6 separate regions of the Mus musculus genome follow, and all the other regions are linked to region 1. Evidence: chromatin loops called from intact Hi-C (ENCODE). Cell type or tissue: left cerebral cortex. All regions are shown on one strand.

Evidence for each region. Peaks named below come from ENCODE experiments on the same cell type or tissue, not always from the same donor. Only the 100,000 strongest peaks of a DNase experiment are listed, where the experiment ranks them.
Region 2: a loop joins it to region 1, with 2.5 times the contacts of the local background. A loop is called at or near these places in 2 of 42 quality-filtered maps.
Region 3: a loop joins it to region 1, with 3 times the contacts of the local background. A loop is called at or near these places in 2 of 42 quality-filtered maps.
Region 4: it touches region 1 in a loop (3.0-fold over the local background); 2 of 42 quality-filtered maps call a loop at or near these places.
Region 5: it touches region 1 in a loop (2.5-fold over the local background); 2 of 42 quality-filtered maps call a loop at or near these places.
Region 6: a loop joins it to region 1, with 4 times the contacts of the local background. A loop is called at or near these places in 3 of 42 quality-filtered maps.

Annotation. Positions count from the first base shown.
Region 1 is chr3:20,888,574-20,892,573 of GRCm38, forward strand. No RefSeq gene overlaps it. Among named protein-coding and RNA genes, the nearest start is that of Gm31552, 68 kb to the left of the region's middle. In left cerebral cortex, no CTCF peak of the experiment used is centred here; a DNase peak (open chromatin) is centred at 1,826; H3K27ac peaks cover 30 bases.
Region 2 is chr3:20,659,755-20,663,754 of GRCm38, forward strand. No RefSeq gene overlaps it. Among named protein-coding and RNA genes, the nearest start is that of Gm31466, 160 kb to the left of the region's middle. In left cerebral cortex, no CTCF peak of the experiment used is centred here; DNase peaks (open chromatin) are centred at 2,032 and 2,315; H3K27ac peaks cover 693 bases.
Region 3 is chr3:21,475,693-21,479,692 of GRCm38, forward strand. The region is part of intron 1 of Gm31610 (a long non-coding RNA gene); the gene reads right to left. Among named protein-coding and RNA genes, the nearest start is that of Gm31610, 12 kb to the right of the region's middle. In left cerebral cortex, no CTCF peak of the experiment used is centred here; DNase peaks (open chromatin) are centred at 1,862, 2,952 and 3,697; H3K27ac peaks cover 1,920 bases.
Region 4 is chr3:20,693,833-20,697,832 of GRCm38, forward strand. No RefSeq gene overlaps it. Among named protein-coding and RNA genes, the nearest start is that of Gm31552, 130 kb to the right of the region's middle. In left cerebral cortex, no CTCF peak of the experiment used is centred here; a DNase peak (open chromatin) is centred at 1,695; H3K27ac peaks cover 1,461 bases.
Region 5 is chr3:21,018,242-21,022,241 of GRCm38, forward strand. No RefSeq gene overlaps it. Among named protein-coding and RNA genes, the nearest start is that of Gm31552, 200 kb to the left of the region's middle. In left cerebral cortex, no CTCF peak of the experiment used is centred here; DNase peaks (open chromatin) are centred at 1,773, 2,257 and 2,914; H3K27ac peaks cover 1,918 bases.
Region 6 is chr3:21,558,657-21,562,656 of GRCm38, forward strand. No RefSeq gene overlaps it. Among named protein-coding and RNA genes, the nearest start is that of Gm31610, 71 kb to the left of the region's middle. In left cerebral cortex, no CTCF peak of the experiment used is centred here; a DNase peak (open chromatin) is centred at 1,770.

The DNA of each region.
Region 1 (4,000 bases):
AAAGGACTGAAGGAGCTGAATGGGTTTGCAATCCCATAGGAAGAACAATAATATCAACTAGCCAAACCCCTCCCCCTGACCCCATGTCCGCAGGGTTCTCAGGAACTAAGCCACCAACCAAGGAGTATACATGAAGGGCCCCATGGTTCCAGTTGCACTTGTAGCAGAGGATGGCCTTGTCAGGTATCAATGAGAAGAGAGGCCCTAGATCCTGTGAAGGCTCAATACCTCAGTGTAGGGGAATGTGAGGGTGGCGAGGGGGTATGGGTGGGGAAACACTCTCATAGAAACAAGGAGTGGGTGATATAGTGGTTTTTTCTATGTGTGGAATGACAATATATCATTTGAAATGTAAATAAAGGACATATACAATAGAAAAAAGGAAAAAAGAAAACACAGACCATTTTCTTCCAACATACCATGACATAGAATGTACACGACCATTTCAAATAAGAAAAGGTGCATAAAGAGAAAATGCTTGACCAAAGCAAACTCCAAATTCTCTATCTCCAAGCTGATGTCAAAGTGCTCTTCAGATCTCCAACTCCTTTCAGCTTTGTTGAACTGAAAAACACTTTTATCTCTTGAGCTGTTAGCACTGGCAGGTATTTTATGACTCTGGTATCTCCAACATTTTAGGGTCTCCAGCAAAGTCCAGGTTTCACCTTCTCAGCTTCATGCAATGGCCTTTCAAACTCTTCATGTAGTGACTGCCTTGACAAATGCCTGGTGTCATTGACTTTACTTAAATGAAGAGAAAGATTTCTAAGCGCCCTTTTCTTCTTGACTGTAAAGCCAGAGCCAGGTGGCTGAAGCTACCAAGATTTTCTGCTTGAAAGCTATGTACTGACCCATAGTCACATACCTTCTAATATTTGCCAGTAGTCCAACAACTGTGAACTAAGTATTGCAATGTATGAGTCTATGAGGGCCTATCTTACTCAGACCATCAGTCTGTAAGTACAGAATCAACACACTTTCTCTTATTTTGCCATTGCTTCTTGCAGTTTCATGTTCCATCTGAAGGAGTTGTTTTCTCCTTAATTTTTAACATGATTTGAGCTGTGAATAACAAGGGGGACATATATTTTTGGCTTTTGTATTTCTTTGTTTATTTTGCATTTAAAAGCTGTTTCTATACTCTGTTCAGGCTATTATACTCTATTGAAAAGTTAGTTCTCAGTATTGCTATTGTTAATTATTACCACTCTAAAGAAGAGTTAGTAACATTTTGTATTTTTCTTAGCAGTTTGACTATGACATCTTTTTACATTTATATTTACTTGTTGCATAGAGATGATTGAATCTACAATTTAATTCTGTTGTTTAATTAGAAACACTTGGCAAATATTTCTTCAAATATTGCTTATTTTACCTTATTTTTGTTTCTCCTTCCTTTGGGAACTTAAAAACAAAATGTCTTCCTGAGCCTAGATTATTGCTCTGTGCCAGGGTCTTACCCTTTAATGTCACTTTCCAAAATAGAATATGTCAAGAATATGTAAAAGACCACTGACCCCATCATGCTATGACTAAACAGCCAGTTCTTGATAGCCTGAGGTCTTATGTTCCTAGTAGAAATCCAGGCTTGCCCTTCAAATTCCCTCTCCTTTGGGGAAGTAGATTAGACTGACCCCAGTTTACTGACAACATTTTAAAATACTGCAATACAAAAGATTTTCAAATCAGCAGTATTTATATGACTCAGCTTTGTGAAATTATAGAGAAAGTGCTACATATTTAGAACTGTCTAGGGCAGGGGGAGGACTCTGGAAAATGCTCATAAGACTTAAGTAGATGAGAGTTATAAGAGAATATTAGAACAGAAAGGGGAGTGATCCCCAGAAGTCCAGCATATTTATTAGGCAACTGTTTCCGACACCACTGTCCACCGAGAGAGAAAGCTGTGCTTCTTGTGTCATGGGAGTTACAGTGCTAGGTAAGCTGCTAACAGATGGTAGAAGGGGAGTTTGTCACCAAGAGATCACTTCTGAACTGTATGAAGGCTGTACATACAGAAGGTCATTCTTTTAGAATTCAGGAAAATGGCAAGGTTTCAGGTATGGTATTTAAACGATGTTGTACTAAACTACAGCCTTCCCCTTAAATTCATTTTGCAATATTGGTACTTTTTAGCACAGTCATTCTGTAAATTTCCAAGCATCTATAGAGAAACTATCCCTCCATATCCTGACTAATGAGTAAAGTTAGAAATAAATTTATATTATAAGGATGTAAAGATGGTTTAAGTTTATCTAATTGGCCCCTTCGGGTGGTTTTTAGGGGGCCATGCTGACAATATCTTTGGAAAACTGGCTTCTTCTAGCTTCATATAATATAAATATTAACACTCTCTCTCCTCTCTCTCTCTCTCTCTCTCTCTTTCTCTCTCTCTCTCTCTCTCTCTCTCTCTCTCTCTCTCTCTCTCTCTCTGTGTGTGTGTGTGTGTGTGTGTGTGTGTAAAGGGGGCATGTGTAACACATTGTACTTGAGGATGACAGATTAAAACTTGCAAAAGTCAGTTTTTTTCATCCCAAAATGCAGATAAAAGAAAGAGAACTTAGATTATTGGGCTTGATGACAAGCTATCTTCCCCCATGAGCCATCTCAGCAGCCCCAAAGCCTTTAATTGTATGAGGTTTGGGCTCTACACTATAGTCTTCTTTAAGAAAAAAAAATCATTTTAATTTTTATTTATATGTATCTATGTGTGTATGTCTATTAGTGTACAACATGTGCGTACATGCCCCTAAAGTTCAAAAGAAGGTGATGGGTTAGAGGGAAGCCATCATTTCAGCCCCCACTGAGAGAAACAATCTGGAAAGTAAACTAGGTAGTAAATATTATGACCTGACATTCTCTCCTTGCCGACAAAGTCCTATTCATAAACTAATGGAAAAAGAATTTTATGTGATTTAGAAGTGCTAAAAAATTATAGTTTGGGGAAGATATAGATTGGTTCCCAAAAGAGATCTTTGATAACCAGGCTCTTTGGACACACATAGGTCACTATTACCATCTCCTGCAATAACTTATACATAATCATTGGTATTGAACTATGTATGTCATTACAATAAATGACAATAAATGTTTACTGACTTTACAGTCAGAAATAATATATAACAAGTAACTTAATGAACATTGTTAATGAAAAAATAACATTTATTGAGTACCTGTATATTTATAGTACTCTCGCTCAATGTGACATAACTAGGCCAAGAGTAATTAAGCGTATCCTTTTAGGACATTAAATGTTTTCCATTTTATCTAAAGAATCAATATTTCCTCTCTCTCTTATTTTACGTTATTACAATTTTTAATATTTTCCTAATTTAACATTCTTATGAAGCTTTGTATCTTTAGAGGTATATTAAAATCTTTAAAGAGCATTATCCATATATAGCTCAATATAAATCATTCTTTATAATCAAGCTATATGTATAAAGTAATTTAGGGAGACTCTTAAAATGGAAGAAAACCTCACACCACATTCCAAGTAACATGGGTGATTTATTTTATTTTTATTTTCAGGAAATACAGCCTACATGCTGAAAATCATTGCTCAATGCCAGATCCCATGTAAGGAAGTTGGGTGTGGTAGTTAATGCTTATGATTTTAGTTGTGAAAGGCAGAGACAGGCAGATACCTGGGGCTCACTAGCTGACTATCCTCACCTCCTTGTTAAATTCCAGGCCTTTGAGAGATGAACCATGCTTGAGGCACAACAGCTGAACTTATTCTCTGGTTCCTCCACACACATTCACCTGCCATATACACACATGCATTTGTTCACACAAATAATTCTCTCTCTCTCTCTCTCTCTCTCTCTCTCTCTCTCACACACACACACACACACACACACACACACACAGAGAGAGAGAGAGAGAGAGAGAGAGAGAGAGAGAGAGAGAGAGAGAGCACAATAGTTAAGTAAAACTGTTCAAACATAACCAGTTGAAGTAACCAAAGAGGCATTTTTCAATGTTTTACACCAATATG
Region 2 (4,000 bases), 230 kb before region 1:
CTTACTCTATAGACCAGGCTGGCCTCGAACTCCGAAATCTACATGCCTCTCCCTCCCAAATGCTGGAATTAAAGGTGTGCGCCACCACTGCCTGGTGAATTTACAGATTCTTAAAAAGAATATTGAAGAGGTAAAACAGAAATGTGCTATGCATGCCTCTGGCCCTAAATTTGGCCTCTCCTCTGTTGGGGAACCTGGATGCCACAGGTACACCAGCTCTGAGAAGACTGGGCAAAGTCCCAGAGGGGTCCCAGTCCACGTGTCCAGGTTTCTTCTTGGTGTGTCATATATGGCTGCATGCCAGGCTGGAAGGAGGAAAGCTAAGTCCAGTATGCGGAGGATCCAGACCAAGTTAGAAATGAGGGATGGAGGGGTGGGACAAGAGAGAAAGCCTTCTTTGGGAGTCTTAGTGTTGCAGTGAAGGCCTCTTTTAGGTGAAGGCCTTCCCTGTCGGGATCTCTAATAAAGCAGCTCTCGGAGACAATCTTTGCTTGTTCATATTGCTTTATTTGGCGTGGATTTGGATGCACAGACTTTATTCATGATGAACCAAGAATTATATAATTTTGAGAAAGGGCATGAGAATATCCAGGAATGGAAGGTCATTAGCTGAAGGCTAAGGCTACTGAGATACCTCATTTGTATTGAGAAGCTTTCCATGTCCTATGCTATGCTATGTGACTGAGTGCCTGTGGTCATCTTGGTTGAGTGTCATGGTTACCTGCTCCAGAGCAGGCATTAGAGGCAGGGAGGGAATATTCCACTCCTACCATTTCAGAGCTCCAAGAGTCCCAGTGTTTGAGCAAGCTCCACTTTACCAGTTCTTATGCTCGTCTGCTGGCATGAACATCGTGCCCTACACACGTGCTGACTGGTCCAGTGGCTTTCCATGTGTATATTAGCACCTTTCACCATCAACGAGTGGAAGAATCTCTCACACACCTAGCATTGACTTCTCCATCTGGGTGATGCAGCCCTTTCCGTGTGTGTCTACTGCACCCATGGCTCAAAGCACTCCAGACTCTATATCTCACATCCCATTTCCTGTTTCCCGAACCTTCCGAGGATGTTCTTTATACTCTTCTCCACTCTAGTTTTTAGCCCCATCCCCTAGTTTTTTAACCTAAATATCTCAAAACTGTTACTGCAGAGCCTTTCCTGACTTTGCTCCTTTTTCCTAGACAGTAATTGAATGGCCTGATGAGGATTTCACTGTCTTGTGTAGTCAGCATTGGTTACTCATATTGAAGCTGTGACCCTGAAGGACAAATATTATATATACATTTGATTCTAAATTTTTAAATCCAAATACATTCCTGGCCCAACACTTATACTTCCTCATCTTGACATGTCTTTTCTGAGCTCAAATGAAGGACACAATCAGAAGAGTAACTGGATCATATTCGGATCTATTCATAAGTGACACTATATATAGTCTCTTACTTTAAACTAGTCTGCTAATTTGTTTCAAGTGGACAATCCACATATTTTCTGTGTTTCTGCTCATTTTCAAAACTGAAAATAACAAGGATATGTTATATTCATCCAAACTAATCACATCAGAATGATCTTTTTACTATTTTGGACCATTGCATTTTATGTCTTGTAAGCTCTGAGAAGGGAGTGACTTTCATGAAACTCATGGATTTTCCCTCAAAGCTGGAAGCAAACCCGAAGTTAAATCTGATAATATCTGAAATTTACAGATGGGAAGAACGAGACCCCATGAACAGTGGGGGTTTTCCTATTGACAGAAATCATTAATAATCAAACTAGGATAAGTGCTTCCGGGCCAACCAGATATTATAGATGCTTGTTTCCTCCAGCAAGATTATTAGATCCTGGGAAAAGAAATGTTATGGAATTGCTGGTGATCCTATAACTGTCAATCAATTCTAGGCCAGGAAATCCAGAAGTTAAGGAGGTGGTTATCTTGCTAGGGAAATTCTAAAAGCCTTCCTGATGAGTTGACATCATAACAATACAGACTGTTTTCACAGAGGGAGGGCTCTGTTTAGTTTGCTTGGAGAGAAGGCAGCAGCAGTACAATTTTGATGTTTCTTGTTCTCCCTCTTCTCTTGAATGAGCAGCAGGCATCTCTCTCCTTCCCCCTCCCCAGGCAGCCCCTAACTCCTGTCAAGATGCACTGACAGTCCTCTGAGATAAATATTCTTATCTTGTCCTAGCCAGCTTCCATCTGGATAAAGGTATCTATCTCATGTAAATATTTCCCAGGCCCCTATCTCTGCAGGACTGAAGTGCTCAATTAGCTATGGACTAAGCCTTTGCAGCAAATGGCACAAATGGTGAACAGCTGCTATGTTTCAGGAGAGGTGAGGTCATCCCTATATATAGAGCCTGGCAAGCTGCTTGTAGCCCTAGCCGCTCTCAGCATGCAAACCACACCTGAGCTATAAGTCAGTCATCTGCCTGGAATGACAGGGTCATGGCAGATCTTTCCTTCTTTGATGGGCAACTCAGAAGGAGATCAAAGTCCTTTACAATTTTTCAGCTCTTTCTCACAACTGCTGCTTACAGCATTTTCTATTACTTTTTTTTTTCCTGCCAGCATTATACATAATAAAAATCATTGCCTACAAAACTGGCTTTATTTTCTTTCTTGATTTTTCTCTTAATAACCTGTGGTTTGACTATAGATAATTTCATAACATATTATCAGGGTACCTATAGAATTGTCACTTATTAGCATCTTGGCAATAAGTCATGCTGTACTTATTACTCTTTCTCCTGTATTTCCTATTACATCATAAAACTCCTTTTTCCTGGCACAGTGTACTAGAATGAATATGTCAAAGTGACTATTCCTAAACCCTTATTAACTCTGATGACCTAATCACTGCTAAGATGGCATGATTGTTGTAGCTTCTACAAAAATCTAGAAACGATGAGACAATCTGCTCTTAGACTCCAGTTGGTTCTCAGTTGGGCTGTAGTTATGACTGTGATGATTGAAAACGGTCCTGAAATAATGCCAAGTGATGGCTAGATCTCCCCATCATTTGATTGATTCGAATTTTCTGTAACTCAGAGACAAGGACAGGACAATTAGTGAATTGTATAAAGCCGGCTACATATATAGACAAGATATACTTGTTACTGGGGGTCTTGCAGTCAATCTAGCTTCAACTACCCTCAACTGTGCACTCTAGAAAACCCACAGAAGCCAGTGAGCTTCTGTTTCATCACCAAGAAAAGAGAGATGACAATCTCCAACCACTTTGCTTCCCTCACAAGGTGAGGGAGATTCTCCTGCAAGAATGTGTTCACAATGTCGTGTCCATTAAACCATCTGGCGAGTGGGGGCAGTGGCTTGAGATATGGCTCAGTGGTTTAGAGAACAAACTGCTTATTCACAGGACCATAGGATCTGACAGTGCCCAAGTCAGACAGTTGTGAACAAGAAAGACCTACCTGAATGGACAACTTCTTTAAGTAAGTTATAAATTTCTGCTGTGGTTCACAACATTCTATCCTCAGTGTAGAGTGCAGAGAGCAGTCCAACATAAGTAAACATATTGCTTACACTAATACGACTGAGTGTTCTTTAGAGGCACAGATGACAGCATGTAAAACTCCCCTGCCACTTCCTTTTGTCTTGCCCACTCCTGTCAGCACTCAATCTGTTTAGGTCATTCAAAGTCACCTAAATTGCTGGTCTGCAGCTAGCTACTTACAGGTAGGAGTGGCGAGAATTCAGCTGATTTCCTATGAACTTCAGCCTGCATTAAATAGACTTTCAAGTTGCTTTAAAATTCTTAGTTTATTCTTAAGGATTCCCCTCCTGGGTTTCTGTGCTCTCTCTATAAAATGGCAATGTGATAAACCCCTCTGCCAAGGCATGGCTGTTGAAAACTCAAGAGTTTTTATTTAATCATGGTGCTGAGTTCCTGTCTAGCCTTGGATATGCTATTTTACATTTCAAATATTCCATCTGTAAAGGATGAAAGGTAATCCTTACTTATCATACAGGGACTTGAAG
Region 3 (4,000 bases), 590 kb after region 1:
CAGTGAAATCTGTCAGTTGTAGCTATTTATGGATCTACTTGACCCTATAAGTGACTTTACTTCTTATACTTATTTTGCCAAAAGAGACAAATAGTCTGTAAAAGTAACTAAGAAACACAATGTGGTATAGTATAAGTGAAAAGGGGGCTTTCGAACCCAGTAATGGTAAATCAAACCCTATCAATGTCTCTGTATGGCACTGAATATGTCACTAATATCTCTTTGCTTATATCTATATCTAGACAGACAGACAGATGATAGGTAGGTAGGCAGATAGATGGATGGATAGATAGATTACTAATATATCTGCTTATCTGTAGGACGGTGCAGGGTTATCTGTGCTACTACATTCATTGGTGTTAAGAAGAGAGTAACTGAAGAAATAAACATAAAATCACATGTCATCTATAACTGTACTTAACATATGGCATGCTCATGAGCTGCCTTTGTAATTTTTCAAGTTAGGCACACAAAAAAACTATAAATGTAATTGATGAAGGGAAGAAGGACTGTGTTTTTTGTAGATGGGTGATGCTGTGGGCTGTTTAGCCCTCATTTTATTTTTCAGGAATAGCCTACATTCGTCAGTGTGATATCAACCAAAGTTTTAAGAAACAAAATTCTCTAAAGAAAAGTTGTCTGAATCTTTAAATGTACAATTGTTACCTGGAATGACTTAATTCAACAGAAGTCTATCGTTAAGCTACAACTAAGGAGTAAACAGAAAACTGATGAATATTATCTGGAAGTACTTATCTGGGGTGTGTGTGTGTGTGTGTGTGTGTGTAGTACATGCTTGCAGTATATGGTAGACACACGTAAGGGTGAGAACCACAGATGGAGAGAATTCCAATTTAACAAAAGGGTCTTCTGCCAGCTTTAGAGATGTTAGCAAATATTTCCTACACAAGATAAGTCTCAGATTTTCTTTCATCAGAAAGAACCATTAGATGATTCCTCAGGGTTACTAAGGAAATGGAGTTTTGATATTGGCTTAGGAAACATCATACTCTCCCCAAACCTTTGGCTCCATCCACACAAGCAGTGATAGAAGTCCACGGTGCTCACACAGAGTTGTATTCTTCTCCTTGGAATTTTACACTTTTTTTTTAATTAGGTATTTTCCTCATTTACATTTCCAATGCTATCCCAAAAGTCCCCTATACCCTCCCCCCCACCCACCCACCCACTCCCACTTTTTGGCCCTGGAGTTCCCCTGTACTGGGGCATATAAAGTTTGCAAGTCCAATGGGCCTCTCTTTCCAGTGATGGCCGACTAGGCCATCTTTTGATACATATGCAGCTAGAGACAAGAGCTCCGGGGTACTGGTTAGTTCATAATGTTGTTCCACCGATAGGGTTGCAGATCCCTTTAGCTCCTTTAAACATACACAGTGTTTCGTGGACAATCTCTGTCATCCTGGTCATCTTTTGTCGTTCTGTCTTTTCCATTTAAACCACCCCACTGACCTTCAGACCTCATCCAGACCTCATGGGTGTCCCAAAGAAGACAACACACGGATCCTTTAAGAGCCAGACATTTTCTATACGTCCACCTCCCCTTGGTGGGGGTAACTGAATAAAGGCTGCTATCTTCTCTGGGTCCCGCTTCAAGGATTTATTTTAAAACCTGTATCATCAAATAATAAATGCTTTAAGCTGAAGCGAATGCCTAAAATGAAAACAGAGACACCTTAAGATGCTTCATAATCTAACCAACCATTCCCTGGTAGACAGTATCCAGTTTCCTCTCCTGTCTGTACTCAGTTGGCTTCCTAAAATAGAGAGGGATAAGGACCACAGGCTTCACGTCATGAATGAGCTCCGTCTCAGCTGTGGGCTCTCCAGAAATGATTCAACACCACAGATGGAATCCACATGTGAATATCCACGTGACGACTGACTAGCAAGATTTCAATGAAACCAGAGAACATTTTTTTTTTCTTTAGCTCAAGTATATTTGGCCAGTGTAGGTTGGGGGAAGGCCTGGAATCACTGGAATCACAGTGAACAATTGAGATATTGAAGGCAAAGAAACAAAAAAAAATCCATGGAAAGACCTTCTAAGCAATGAGGGTAGGCTTTTTGGAAGCATTGGTCTGTTTGTTTCCAGGTTTGGTTTGTATTTGTTCTTTTTAAAGCCAAGGAGCTTTCTAAATTTCTTCAAAGGATAGTTTTGCATTGGGCATTTTATTAGGGGCTTTTTCTCTCAGAAAGAACCCTCAGTAGAAACCACCCTGGGAGAAAAAGCTACAAAGGCAGGATTATGGAAGCCCAAGAAATAAATAAATAAAACCAAGAAAACAGAAGTGGAGCCACAGCTAAAACAGGTGTTTTACATTTCAGACTGGAGGCAAATCAGTCCAGAAGCAGGAAAGTATGGCTCCACTGCCACGTGCTGTGAACCTTGTGTCTTGGATGGAGCTTAAACCAACTACTCAAAGAGATCCAAGGCTGTCACAGAAACCCACACTGTAGTAGGAAAGAAAACAGCCAGCTCAGGTGCCATCATAGCCTCCTTTAAAGAATCCACGAGGTGTCTGGGACATACAGAGAGACCTGGGGGAGAGACAACTTTACTCTCTGGCTCTTGGAGTCACTATACATGCAGCTGTGATCAGGCTAAACTCTGAAATCCCAGAATCAACTGGCAAAGCAGATCCCCAGAACCCATATAAGAAAACCATATAAAATGGGTGTAGAGTGTACATTTTTTACTTCAGCAGTGAATGGTGAAAGGAGATATAGTGGAAGGTAGATACCCAGCTCACTGAACAATTAGTTTTGCCTACTTGGAAATTACTAGACAAATGAGTGCTCCCATCTCAAGCAAAAAGCAGAAGGCACCTGAGAAAGGACATCCAAGCAAGCACACTCATTCGGATTTGGTTGCCAGTGCACCAGCCCTGTGGGCTGCTGTTTCCTTATCCATCCAGAGAGAATCCTAGACCTCTAGTCTGTCACAGAGAGCAGATGACTCAACATCTTCAATCATTTTCTCTAGCAAGGCAAAACCTCTCAAGTTAGTGTTTTATAAGCATGGACAGACAGTTTCCATTCTGGTCCTTATCAAAACACTGCCATTCCTTTGATAACAGTTATGAAATCATCTCTCAGAACTTGGGTATCTTTAAAGAGGTTTTTTTTTTTTTTTTTTTTTTTTAATGCAAGCTGCCCCGTTCTCCCTCCCCCGCTTCACCAAGATTCAATTAACGGGAGGAGGAATGTGGTGGTTTTTAACAAGTTCTTCTAAGCCAAACTGCTTAGAGACATACATTAGGCTGCCTTTAGTAATGGGAAAAAATTATCTCACCATGACTGGACTTTCTCACCTCCAAAAGAGGATTCCTATCTGTCACCTGGACAGCCAAGATTGATTTTTCTAATTAAGCAGGCATTTGTACTGGCACAGGGAGCCACAGAATTCTTCCCTACTGTATCTTCCCAACATATTCCTGTTTGTGTTCATTTTCCATCCTGTTTAAAGCTCCCTAGTGTTGAACCGGGAGGGGTCAGGAACTCACTCTATGAAAACACCCATTAAAATCTCTGGCTGCTTTCAGAAAGAAATGTGTCAACACAGGCAAAGGAAAGAAAACATGTGATAGAAATCTCTTTGGACTGGGCTTGGCTCCCACGTGGACAGAATTTGCCTTCACCAGTTCCCACACACTGTCCCCCACCCCCGGGTCTGCTCTGCTCCATCTGGGTCTGCCCTGCTCTGCTTCTCAGGGTCTGCCAATGCAGATGGCTGTAGGAAGCAGGCTGTTAGCACTTTGAAAGGCTATGTGGCACTTTCTGCCTTTTAAAAAGGTACAAGAAGCTCTTGTGCAGCCTTCAGTGATGAGACCGGCTTGTGGTGTAATTCAGTTTACTTAAGGGAACAATTTGGAGCCCTGAAGAGCAAAGCCCAGTTCTGGCCCCACAGTGCTGGGTCATGTGGCCTCATGACTTTCTTTCAGTGGGAGACACTAGAGGATAAAACTGAAATCAGTAAGAA
Region 4 (4,000 bases), 190 kb before region 1:
GAGAGAGCAGCGTTGGGGGATAATGTCGACATTTCCACTCCCAATGCCGGTGATGTATAATGCTCAAGTATTCCCCTGCTTTTTTACCACTAACTAGGAACTGGGTTTGGCCTTGATTCAGACAGCCTTGGCTCTGTCTGGACAGGTCCAGACGACTGACACCATTAACACTTTGTCAGCCTCAGTGACTACAGTCATAGATAAACAGGCCTCAGCTAATGTCAAGATACAGGGTGGTCTCATGCTGGTTAATCAACTCATAGATCTTGTCCAGAAACAACTAGATGTATTATGGCAAATAGCTCAGCTGGGATGTGAACAAAAGTTTCCGGGATTGTGTGTTACTTCCATTCAGTATGAGAAATTTACTAGGGCAGCTAATTTGTCAAAAAGTCTTTCTCAGTATATGTTACAGAATTGGACGGCTGAATTTGAACAGACCCTTCGGGAATTGAGACTTCAGGTCAACTCCACGCGCTTGGACCTGTCCCTGACCAAAGGATTACCCAATTGGATCTCCTCAGCATTTTCCTTCTTTAAAGAATGGGTGGGATTGATATTATTTGGAGATACACTTTGCTGTGGATTAGTGTTGCTTCTTTGGTTGGTCTGTAAGCTTAAGGCCCAAACTTAGGAGAGACAAGGTGGTTATTGCCCAGGCGCTTGCAGCTTTAGAACATGGTGCTCCCCCTGATATATCTATGCTTAAGCAATAGGTCGCTGGCCATTCAGCTCTTGCACCCCACGAGGCTAGTCTCATTGCACGGGATAGAGTGAGTGTGCTTCAGCAGCCCGAGAGAGTTGCACGGCTAAGCACTGCAGTAGAAGGGCTCTGCGGCATATATGAGCCTATTCTAGGGAGACATGTCATTTTTCAAGAAGGTTGAGTGTTCAAGTGTCCTTCCTCCAGGAAAAACAACACGGGACCAGACCAGGACCCCTCTAGGTGATGAGCCTGGAAGGAGGTTATGTGTACGGCTCCTTTACCTGCACACTGGGGATTTGACCTCTATCTCCACTCTCATTAATATGGGTGGCCTATTGCTTTTATTAATAGAAAAGGGGGAACTGTGGGAAGCCGCCCCCACATTCGCCGTTACAAGATGGCGCTGACAGCTGTGTTCTAAGTGGTAAACAAATAATCTGCACATGTGCCAAAGGTAGTTCTCCACCCCATGTGCTCTGCCTTCCCCGTGACTACAACTCGGCCATGGGCTGCAGCCAATCAGGGAGTGATACGTCCTAGGCGAAGGATAACTCTCCTTAAGAGGGACGGGGTTTCGCTTTCGTTTTGGGCTTGGGGCTTGCACTCTTGCTCCTGAAGATGTAAGCAATAAAGTTTTGCCGCAGAAGATTCTGGTTTGTTGCGTCTTTCCTGGCCGGTCGCGAACGCGTGTAAGACTGGCTTAGAGAATATAAATATGTATGTATGTATGTATGTATGTATGTATGTGTGCGTGCATGCGTGCGTGCGTGTGTGCGTGCCCGTGTGTGTGTGTTATTATGCTTATAGCTTTTTCTAACCTGTCATGACAGTATTCACTTTCAAAGTAACTATTCATGGATGTTGGAAATACTTTTGCTGAATAAAGAGGCAGTTTTGGAAGCATGTGGAGGTTAAAACTGTGCACAGGGAGCTGTTCAGCTTTTCACACCCTGTTTGAATAAGCAATTATTCCACCATCTTGCTGCTGGTCCCGCCCCCACACCATTGCTTTAAATTGCCATGGAAGTTAAATTGTGAGATATTCTTGTAAAATTGCCTCCTTCAGAATGATCTTTACTTTGTCCTAGCCAATTTAGAATGGAAAGATCAGCTCACATTTCCATAGAATTTAAAAAGAGCCTGGGTTAGTCCTAAAAGCCATAGCTGGCTTAGTATGTTCCAGGATCAAGCTGAAGTTTGGCAGACTATGTGCTCAGAGGAGATTAAATATTCTTGTCTTCTATACTTGCTCTATTGTGCTATGACAAAGCACTGTGACCAGAAACAACTTGAGGAGGAAATTTTGTATTATACGTTACAGTCTTTCATTCTAAGAAGTCAGGACAGGAACTCAAGGCAAGAACTTGGAAGCAGAAACCTTAGAGGGCTGCTGCTTGCTGGCTCACTCTCTAGCCCTCTTATATTCATGCTTCACTAGCTTCTTTATACAGTCAAGGGCCAACTTCCTAGTGATAGTGTAGTCTACAATGGGATGCACTCTCCTATCATGGAAATGAGTGAAATTTGGCCTCTAAAAATGAGAGAAAGGATAAATAGGTGTCATAGTAGTTTTTGTTTGTTTGTTTGGTTGGTTGGTTGGTTTTTTTTTTAGAACCAGCAGCTACTGAGCTTTTGACAGGTGCATTTTCATTGAAATCTTAGTCCTTGGAGAAAGTGATATAATTAATGACCTCTAGGGCCCAAGTTGAAAGGTTCTACTTCTGGATATATCCAGATAACTCAACCCATAAAACACTTCCCAGGCAAACCCGAGGACCTGAGTTTGACCCCAGAGCCGGATATGTGGTAGTTTGGCTCAGAAACAGCCCTGATAGGCTATTGATTTTCTACACAAAGTCCTTACTTTAGGGATATTTGAAGAGGTTACAGAACCTTCAGGAAACTGGGGTATAGCATGGCCCCACTTTCTGGTTTTGCTCTGCTTTCTATGTGGGGGATAAAATTTTACCTGCCAGCTTCTTGCTCTTGCTTTTATGCCTGCCTGCTGCTGTGCCTTCCCTGCAGGTGTACTCCATTCCTACTGGGATATAAGCCAAAGTAAACCCCCTGGTCCCTAAGTCTTTTTTGTCAAAGAAGATTATTTCAACAGAAAAATAACTAATACACTTGGTAAAGGTGGAAGGAAAGATATGGTTCCACAAAGCTCCAACTTTCACACTCATCTGTGAAAAGCTCCATTGTAGGTATGGCTGAAAGATAGTTTCCTCACCATATGTGGGGGTACAGTGAAAAAAACAGGTAATGGATCCTTTCCCATTTCAGCTCAGATCACAAGAAATAATTTGCTTCTGACTCTTTTTAAGTTCTTGATTATGGCTTTAGAACGTCAAAGATTGGTTGAATCATGGAGCGATTTCCCTTCCCTCTTCTAGTAGACTATCAATAGATTTAGGTATAGTCACTTTCACACATATTACTCCTCTCTACTCTTAAACAAAATGCTAATCTCAAGTTCCTTTCAGTACATATCCTTAGATCCATTGAGTCTGTGAGTTGATAAGAAGGATCAGTCCAATACAGATAGTTTTATAATTCACTGACCTCTACATCCCTCTCTTATCCTCCAGACACAATCAAACAGTTGTTGGATTTGTTTCTGTTTTATGGGAACGGTATGAGCTTCAACACCAGTACGAAACTGCATTTTCTTTCTAGAAGACTAAGTTAAGTTTTTTATTTCATTATTAGGATATTCTTCTGAAGCTTCTAGAAAGACTTAGCACATAAAACACCAACTACTGATTAAGTGGCATGAACCCCAAGAAATGGAAGCTTTGGGCTAACTAGTCCTGGGTGCTGCTCATCTAATAGTGGAATTCAGAAATTATCCCTCTTGCCAGTGCACATCCCGGTTTCTTACATTGACATATGTGGGCACAACACTTCTTAATATTTGTTAGTGATACAATAATACAACTGAACAACGAACAAGAATTGTGCAGGAGGATTTGTTTTTTATGATATGGGATTAATGATACTCCATAGCAATCGTCCTGTCCTCAACTTCCCTTGTGGTGTCCCCAACCATAAAATTATTTCATTGCTACTTCAGAAGTATAATTTTACTACTGTTATGATTATGATATAAATATCTGCTATTCAGGATATCTGATATGTGACACCAAAGAAATAATGACCCACAGGTTGAGAACTTCTGTTCCATAGGCATAGTGTTGGAATAACAGCTAATTTCCAAACTTAAATTACTTTTATTTGTAGTCACAAAAGACCTCCTTGCATTTTCTTTGTTTGTTTGCTTGTTTTCTAGACAGG
Region 5 (4,000 bases), 130 kb after region 1:
TTACAACATTGGGATATCTATTCTTTAGGATCAAATGCTGTGAAGATCCCATTTAACTAAAGTTCTGGTAATTTTTAAGACTAGGTGTATTACATATTAGGTGTATTACATGTATGTGCATATGTATATACATATATACATGTGTGTATGTATGTGTTTTATATATATATATATATATATATGTGTGTGTGTGTGTGTGTGTGTGTGTGTGTGTTGCTTTTCTTCTTGTTGAGACCAAACCACTGACAAGAAACAATATAAGGAAAGAGACATTTATTCTTGTTTATCATCAAGCTGCATTGTTACTTCATCATGGCAAGGAAGACATGGTGATGAAAGGGCCATGTTCATGGCTTTTTAATAAGAGTTCTTATCGTTTTCCTTTTTCTCTACCTCCCATACAATTGAGACTGCACTATTATATTTGTTTATCAAACTTTAAGGCACAACAACTGGGAAGTATTACTCTTTTTTAATACTCTAAAATAATCTGACTATCTCCCAGCCAAAATCCCTGCGATACTTGCATTTTAGTACTAATCTGCTCCAGGTGTTTTCTTGGGGTCTCTTCTACCCATGACTTATCTCGACTTCCTCTCTCTTCTGCTCCTCCCCTGGCTGGGAGGAAGTCCTGCCCTATTTTCTCCCCTACCCAGACAATGACTAAGCAGCTTTCATTGACAAATCAGAATAAATGGAGAGCAAAGCTTGCACAATATTGAATTAGGTGATACTTTATAAGAATTGCAACCAGATATGGGGGCCTAGAAATCAGCATTTGAATTGCACAATGCACAATAACATTTTGCCTGCAGTAACAGGATAATGAAAAACTGACAAGGAAAGGAGTGGCTTTAGAAAGTGAAGGTTCTTTTTTGTATGTGGGGGAATCTGTCGAGATTGTCTTTTCAAGAGTCAAAACCCACCACCCACTTACCAGGCAAAGTAGAATAGAAGGATAAAGGGTTCATTTTTGTTAGAGATTTGCCACTGTTAGGGGTAATCAAGCTAAATGAGTTAATTTACTTCAAAACTTTCTATAATTACTACAACTGTCACATTTAGACCAAAAATGGAAGAGATATATAAAACTGTGGGACTCTGGTTAGCAAATAATAGGCAGGAAAAATGGCAATATGAGCAAGAGCTGACCTGGTCACACTGCATCTGCCCTCAGGAACCAGAGTGAAAAAGAAGTGGGTTAGGCTAAAGATCCCAAAGGCTTCAAACCCAATGGTGACTTTCTTCTTCCAGTGAGTCAACAACTCCTGAAGGTTCTAAAACAGCATTACCAGTGGGGACCAAGTGTTCAAACACCTGAGGCTGTTTTGAATAATCACAGTCAATGTATGTATGTATTCAGTCTTTGGAATTCGCAACTGGTTTGAAAATAACTTTCACTCATGGTGCATACACAATACAAAATAAATGATCTTCAGGCCAGTATCCCTATACTAAACAGTGTATTCACCCAGCATTTTCATTGAAATAGGTATCATATGCAATGTTGAAATGATTTAAAGCATGCAGAAGAGTATGCATAGGTTGGAGACAAATATCACATTCCATATCAGTCTTTAGCATGTGCAGATGTTGGTACTATTGACAATGAAGAATAACTATAAACATTTTTACATTTTCAGAATTTCAAATTGTACATGCATTTGTCTCTGTATAGCCATGTCCTCCTTGTTTTCTGTAGGGAATGATGTCTACCTAGGCTCTCTCACAGTGCTCATGTAAATGTCTCCACGGAGCAAACCCCTCCCTGCTGTGTTGAATAGGAATGTGCTTTAAAGTAATCACAAATCCAGACTTGCTTATTTTGTTAATCCTGCTTTGTGGGAAAAAATCATACTTTTTTTTGATCCATTCTTTCTTGATTAATCTATAGTATGTTTATGAAATAGATTTTGCCCCACCCACCTACCTAGCCACCCCAGAAGATTTTAATTTTATCTGAAGTAAAATTGTATCTCTGACAATTGAGACAAATATGCAAATACTTTTTCATTTTTGTCTCAGATTGTCTATTATCTTAATATATTTTCACTAAAGAAATAATAAGCAGGCATTCAAACATGAGTCTTAAAAGTATGCCTGTAGAGTGATATTATGAAAACTATATCCATCATGTTCCATTTCCCTTCTTTTTGAACAAAACAAGAAAGGCTTCCATTTTTATCACCCTCTATAGAATGTCTGTTAGACAAAAATGCAATGTGGGGGCAGTGTGTGCTTCCTGCAATGAGCTCTGCACTGAACACAGGAATCTTGGCTAACAGTGCTATGATGGAGTGTACAGCAATTCACCATGTATCAGGAGCTCACAGCAATACTCTATTCTGTGGTTCCCTTACCCATTATCACTTCAGACAATAAGTATTTGATACAAAGTAAAAGTGATGGGTGCAAAGTGTATTAGTTAGTGAGTGTGCTCCAAGAAAAACAGGAAAGTCAACATATTTCATGCCTGTTGAAATTATTTTATTGTATTTAAATACTCCTCACATTATGTTGCACATGGATTGCTGGATGGGAATTCTGGAAATCCGTCCTAAGAAATTAACTATTTCCATTGTATAAAATATATTATTTACTCTCCTAAATTGTGTAGTCACTGCTTTAAAATCTGTCTGGAACTTCCTGTTAAAGTCTCAATACCCCTCCCCCACTTCAGACCCCTCCGTTAAAAATGGTAAGGAAATAAGAATAGAGAGAACATGTGCAGGATTCCAAATTACTGTGTAAATGAGCATTTCTGTTTGTATTTGAAATCATGAGTTTAGGATAGAAAAATGGCTCATCTTTTCCTGGAAAAACAGCTTTATTTTTGTAGACCTCTGTTCTTTTTGGCACTTGGTTCCAGAGATACGATCTGTCTCTTGCAGTCACAATCATGTAGTTGATGGATTTGGCACAGCACTCCTGTTCATGATTCCACAATGTCAAATGTGTGACATTTTCTGTAACTGTCTCTCAAAAGCACACAGAGCTACTCAGAATTCTCAGCACCTGTGTTTCACACAAACCATCCCTATAGAATTTCTTCTGCAGCTTATGCAGCTGGGGCTTTCATGAAGACTTGACTTCAGAAAAAGTATCTTGTATTTAGAACAACTTGATACAAAATTAGTCTGTGGTTATGACAATAAATCATAAGTTTCCCATAAGACAGACAAGTACTGTATCTATTGAATTAGACTCCCAGCCCTGATAGTTATTTTATGAGTTTTAAAATTCATTTATTTTATTTATATTTTGCTTTCTTAAGATTTTTACATACAGTAGAATTATGCCACTCTCACCCTTTCTCTTTTCTCTCTAGGCCCTTCTTTCTTTTTTATTTTTTTATCAAATAATAAATGTAGGTATTTAATTTTTAAATGTATAATAAAAAGTTTCAGGAGCTATTGAAGCAGACTTGGCATTTCTGTGCTCCACTATGTTCATATAGGCCCTTCTTTCAATACTCCCACTCACAAATGGGTAGGTTTATTTCTTTCATTGTTGTTGTTGTTGTTGTTAGTGGTGGTGGTGGTGGTGGTGGTGGTGGTGGTGGTGTGTGTGTGTGTGTGTGTCTATGCATGTATGAATACATAAAGATAGCATACTAAGTCCATTTTTGTTTTATGTATGCACATGATTTCAAGCCTGACAACTTTTTTTGAACAACCTATAGGGAGGCTCATCTCTTGGAGCAGCTAGTTCTACTTTTCTCAGAAGTCATTAGTTGCCTGTAGTTATTGATTTACGAGTAAGATCCCATGAAATTTCCCTTCCATGTTAGCATGTCTATTGTTATTGCCATTGATTCATTCTTATTTATTCCATTCCTAGAAAGTCTGCTTCCAGCACACATCCTGATATTCTGCCTCTTACATGCTTTCCCCTCCCTCTTCCTCAATGTTTACTGAGCCATATACACACACACAAACTCATTAGGGTGAACTACCCATCATCTGTTGATCTTTGCATTCTTTCTATTTGTGGTTTTCTG
Region 6 (4,000 bases), 670 kb after region 1:
TGCCAAGTTTTGACCAAATTAGATTGCAATGGAAGGGACTCCCCTTTCCCAGTTATGACACTGACCTCTATGGAATAGAGAGGCAGATTCCAAAATATCTTTTATCTGTCTCTAAGACACATATGATTCTCCCCCTGTGTCTGACCCTGATGTTCTCACAGAGAATGACCCCTGTCATGTTTATAGCTTAATGAAGTGTGTTGTAGTCATATTTCTCTGATCTGGTGTAACTTGAACCAGGAACAATTATAAAGCAAGAAACTATAAGCAGTGAACTGGTATGTGATATGTGTGGAAATTTGGGATGGGCAATATGACTAGCCTTATGGCCTGAGTTTGTTCCCTGAAACCTACATGTGTAAGCAGAGAACTGACTTCCAAAACTTGTCTTCTGGCGTGCGCATACACACACCCCTTGTCCCCCCCTACACACACACACACAAATATGCATACACCATGCACACACAATAAATAAATAAATAGGGGGAGGTTGTATAAACAAGAGAAAGCATATCATCTATGCAAGCTGGAAACTGGTGGACATAATGCAGAGGAGAGGTCAGAATTAACCAGTTGGAATCAAAATGAAAATATACAAAAGAAACAACACAAAGTACAAATTTCTAAATGATGAAACAAAATAAATTCTTTTAAGGTTGCAAACAAAATGGAGAAAGAAAGACATAACAGAACTCAGGGCACAAGCTTTTGTTCTCTCAGGGCTCTTTATTTAATGAGTCAGCCAGGCACATGAAAAGTACCAGCCTCAGAGATGGGTAACAGAAAAAAGAGCCTTATCTCTCCCCTGGTCCCCTGCATTGTCTCCCAGCTAACAGCTCAGTGATGCTCAAGCCTATAGCACATGTGCCTCTGCCAAACACCACACATCCTGAACTTCATGGACACCCATTCCCATAAGAAAATTAGTGTTCACTCAAAAACAGGCCAGCACAAAGATGCAACAAAAGGGTACAACCGGGTTGACATGAGTTCAATCCCTAGAAGCCACAAAATGAAAAAAAAAAAAGAGTGATTAGCTCTACCAAGTTTCTCTTTGACCTTTGAATGCATTCTGTCACATGAACAGTCTCCTCACTCCATCTGTCATACATACATCATATACTCACACAACAACAACAATAATAATTTTAATTATTTTGACTCTCAAAGTATATGTGTGTGTAATTAATCAAACTTCCCTCCTTGGGACCTTGAAAGGCTTTCTATTCCTATACTATATTTTTATACACAACTTTCTGGCTATGCTGTGCAGTTGTTTATTCACATGTGTGCACATGCATGTGAAACATATAGGTCAACCTCAGGTATCATTCCTGAGGAGTCATCTACTCTATTTTTGAGCTAGAATCTTTCACTGAACCTGGAGGTTGCCGAAAACCTAGTCTGGTTGTAGAAAAAGCTCCAGCAACCTGTGTCCTCCTCCCCAGCAATTGAATTACAAGGCTGTGCTACCATATCTGCCTTTTAAAATGTGGGTTCTAAGGATAAAACTAGGCCCCCACACTTGTTAGGCAAGCATTTTACCAAAAGAGTGATCTTCCCAGCACCTTGTTTGTCTCACCTTGTCAGACACGGCTGAAGAGCACCAAGCAGTACTTAGTTCATTGCTTCGTGAGAAGCTAACAGAAGCTAACACAGAATCTGAGTTAGAGGGAGTATTTCCCTTGTTACTCATCCATCTTTGCTATATCTCTGTATCTTCCAAGGTCCAAGTTTATTTATGGCTGAGAACAGAAGGACAGAGTTATAAAATGAAGGGGATTCATTTTAGCATCACTCTGCACCCCCTCCGTATACCTCTGCGTTATTAATTTATTCCACAAAGGAAGGCACAAGGCACTTTGCTAGTTTTAGGACCCAGAGTACAGATGAAATGAACTCTGTCCTTCGGATAAAATCATTGCAATAACTCAGAAGGATATTTTGCCTTGAGAACAACTTAGAAGCATAGTGAAGGTGGAGCAGAAACGTGTGGGTCAGGAATGAGCACCAAGTCTTCTGTAGATCCCATTACCCTTGGAGTCCCAGGCAGTGTGGAAGCATGGAGATAAAGCCTGATAAGCACACCATCTTCCTGACTCAGGGATGCCTAGCAAGTTTGCCTGTACACAGGCAATACTCTATATGGGCTGCACAGATAGGTTGGACCATCCTTTAGCCACATAGGCGAAGATGTAACTATGGATAAACATGAATGATACCTATTTCTCTTAAAGTTTTATCCTGCTCCCCAGATGGACTTCTTAGTGCAAAGGAACCTCCCAAGAGGGAGGCTAGGCTGAGAATCTCTCCTTGTATCGTCTGAGTCCCAAGAAAAGCAGTCTGCTGAAACAGAAATTAGATGGGCACTGAGCTATCTGTGTGTTTTTCTCAGTGTCTAAATAATGTCTTGCACTGTGATTGTTCAAAATAACCAAATTAATAAATAAGTGCATAAATAAAGAGGTGTGACATGATAAGGCTAGATGAGAGACACTCACACATAGACCACACTCCTACCATTTCTTACTATGTTGAAATTTCCACCATCGAAAAGGACTTTGTTCTAATACTTCCTTGCCTTTGAACTCAGGCACACTGAGATGTGGAGGTGCTACAACACTTGTCTTTTAAACATATGCTGAAAGTATGCTGGGAATACAGAATACACCATTTACTTTGGCCAGTCCTAAAGTGAAATATGGCTTTCTAGAAGTGAGCCAGTTGAGCTACTTACATTCCATATGAACCACAAAGCCTACTACTGAGAGTTAGTCCTCATTTTCAACTTGACTGGCCTTAGAGTCACCTGGATGGCACTCTTGTGAGTGCAGCTGTAAGGTGTTTCCAGAGATAATTAATTGAAGAGGGAGTCCCATGCTGAATGTCATCCCAGGGGGTTAAATTGTGGAATGAATAAAAAGAGCAAAAGGAATAAGCCAGCTGGGCGGGGGCATCACTCACCCCACTGCTGCTTGCTGACCTGCCCCATGGACTAAGCTGCTTAGGAGCAATGCCTTCCCCTCCAAGATAGACTGCTTCTCTGTAACAGTCAGCCACAACCAATTCTCCCGGCTTTAAGTATTTAATATAGAGCACAACTGCCCTTCAGAGGAACTTTGAACCTGTACACAAATAAGAAGACATAGGCAGGACTGTTTAGTGCTTTTAGAAAGAAAAGGAATAGGTTTTTTTTTTCTTTTTGTTTTTTTTAATGGAAAGAAGGAGGAAGTTGAGAGGGAGAGAAAGAGGGAGGGAGGAAAGAACACAGTTATAGATGTCAACGTCTATTCCAGCTTCTATGACCAGAAGTGTATTTTACAAGTTCAGAAAGCTGAACATGGTCATGCTCATGTGATCCCAGCATTTGAGAGGTACAGAAATCCAAAGCCACCATTGGCTAAGCAGAAAACTTGAGGCCAACCTGGATGACAAGATGCTATCTCAAAAAAAATTAAAAATAAAAGTCTCATAACTTACTCAGTAGTTGAAGAGAAGCTAAAGAGAGTGAAGAAGAGGAGGAGAATAAGAAGAAATAATAAAAGCAACTGAGATGGTTCAGTAAATAAGAGTACTTGAAGCCAAACCTTATGACTAAGTTCAATTCCAGGAACTTACATAGTAAAAGGAGAGAACCAACTTCCATAAGCTGTACTCTGACCTTACATGTGCACCATGGTATGTTTACACACACACACACACATACACACACAAATAAATGTAAAAGTTTTAAAAATAAAAGTGATGTCAATAATAATAGGATATAATAGGAAACACAAAAGTGAATCTAGCATGTTCATCGCTTTACTGAGGATGATGGGAGATGCTTTCCCAGCTGTGTGTCATAGGAAAAGCAAGGATTTGTGAGTCGGATATCTAGGGTTTGACTTACTCCAAAGAAGATGGACAGTTTGCATACGAAGATGACTTCTGAAGTTTCTCAGAAGTCACCATTACTAGCCTTTAAGATCACAGCCTATACACTAACAAATCTAGTTCA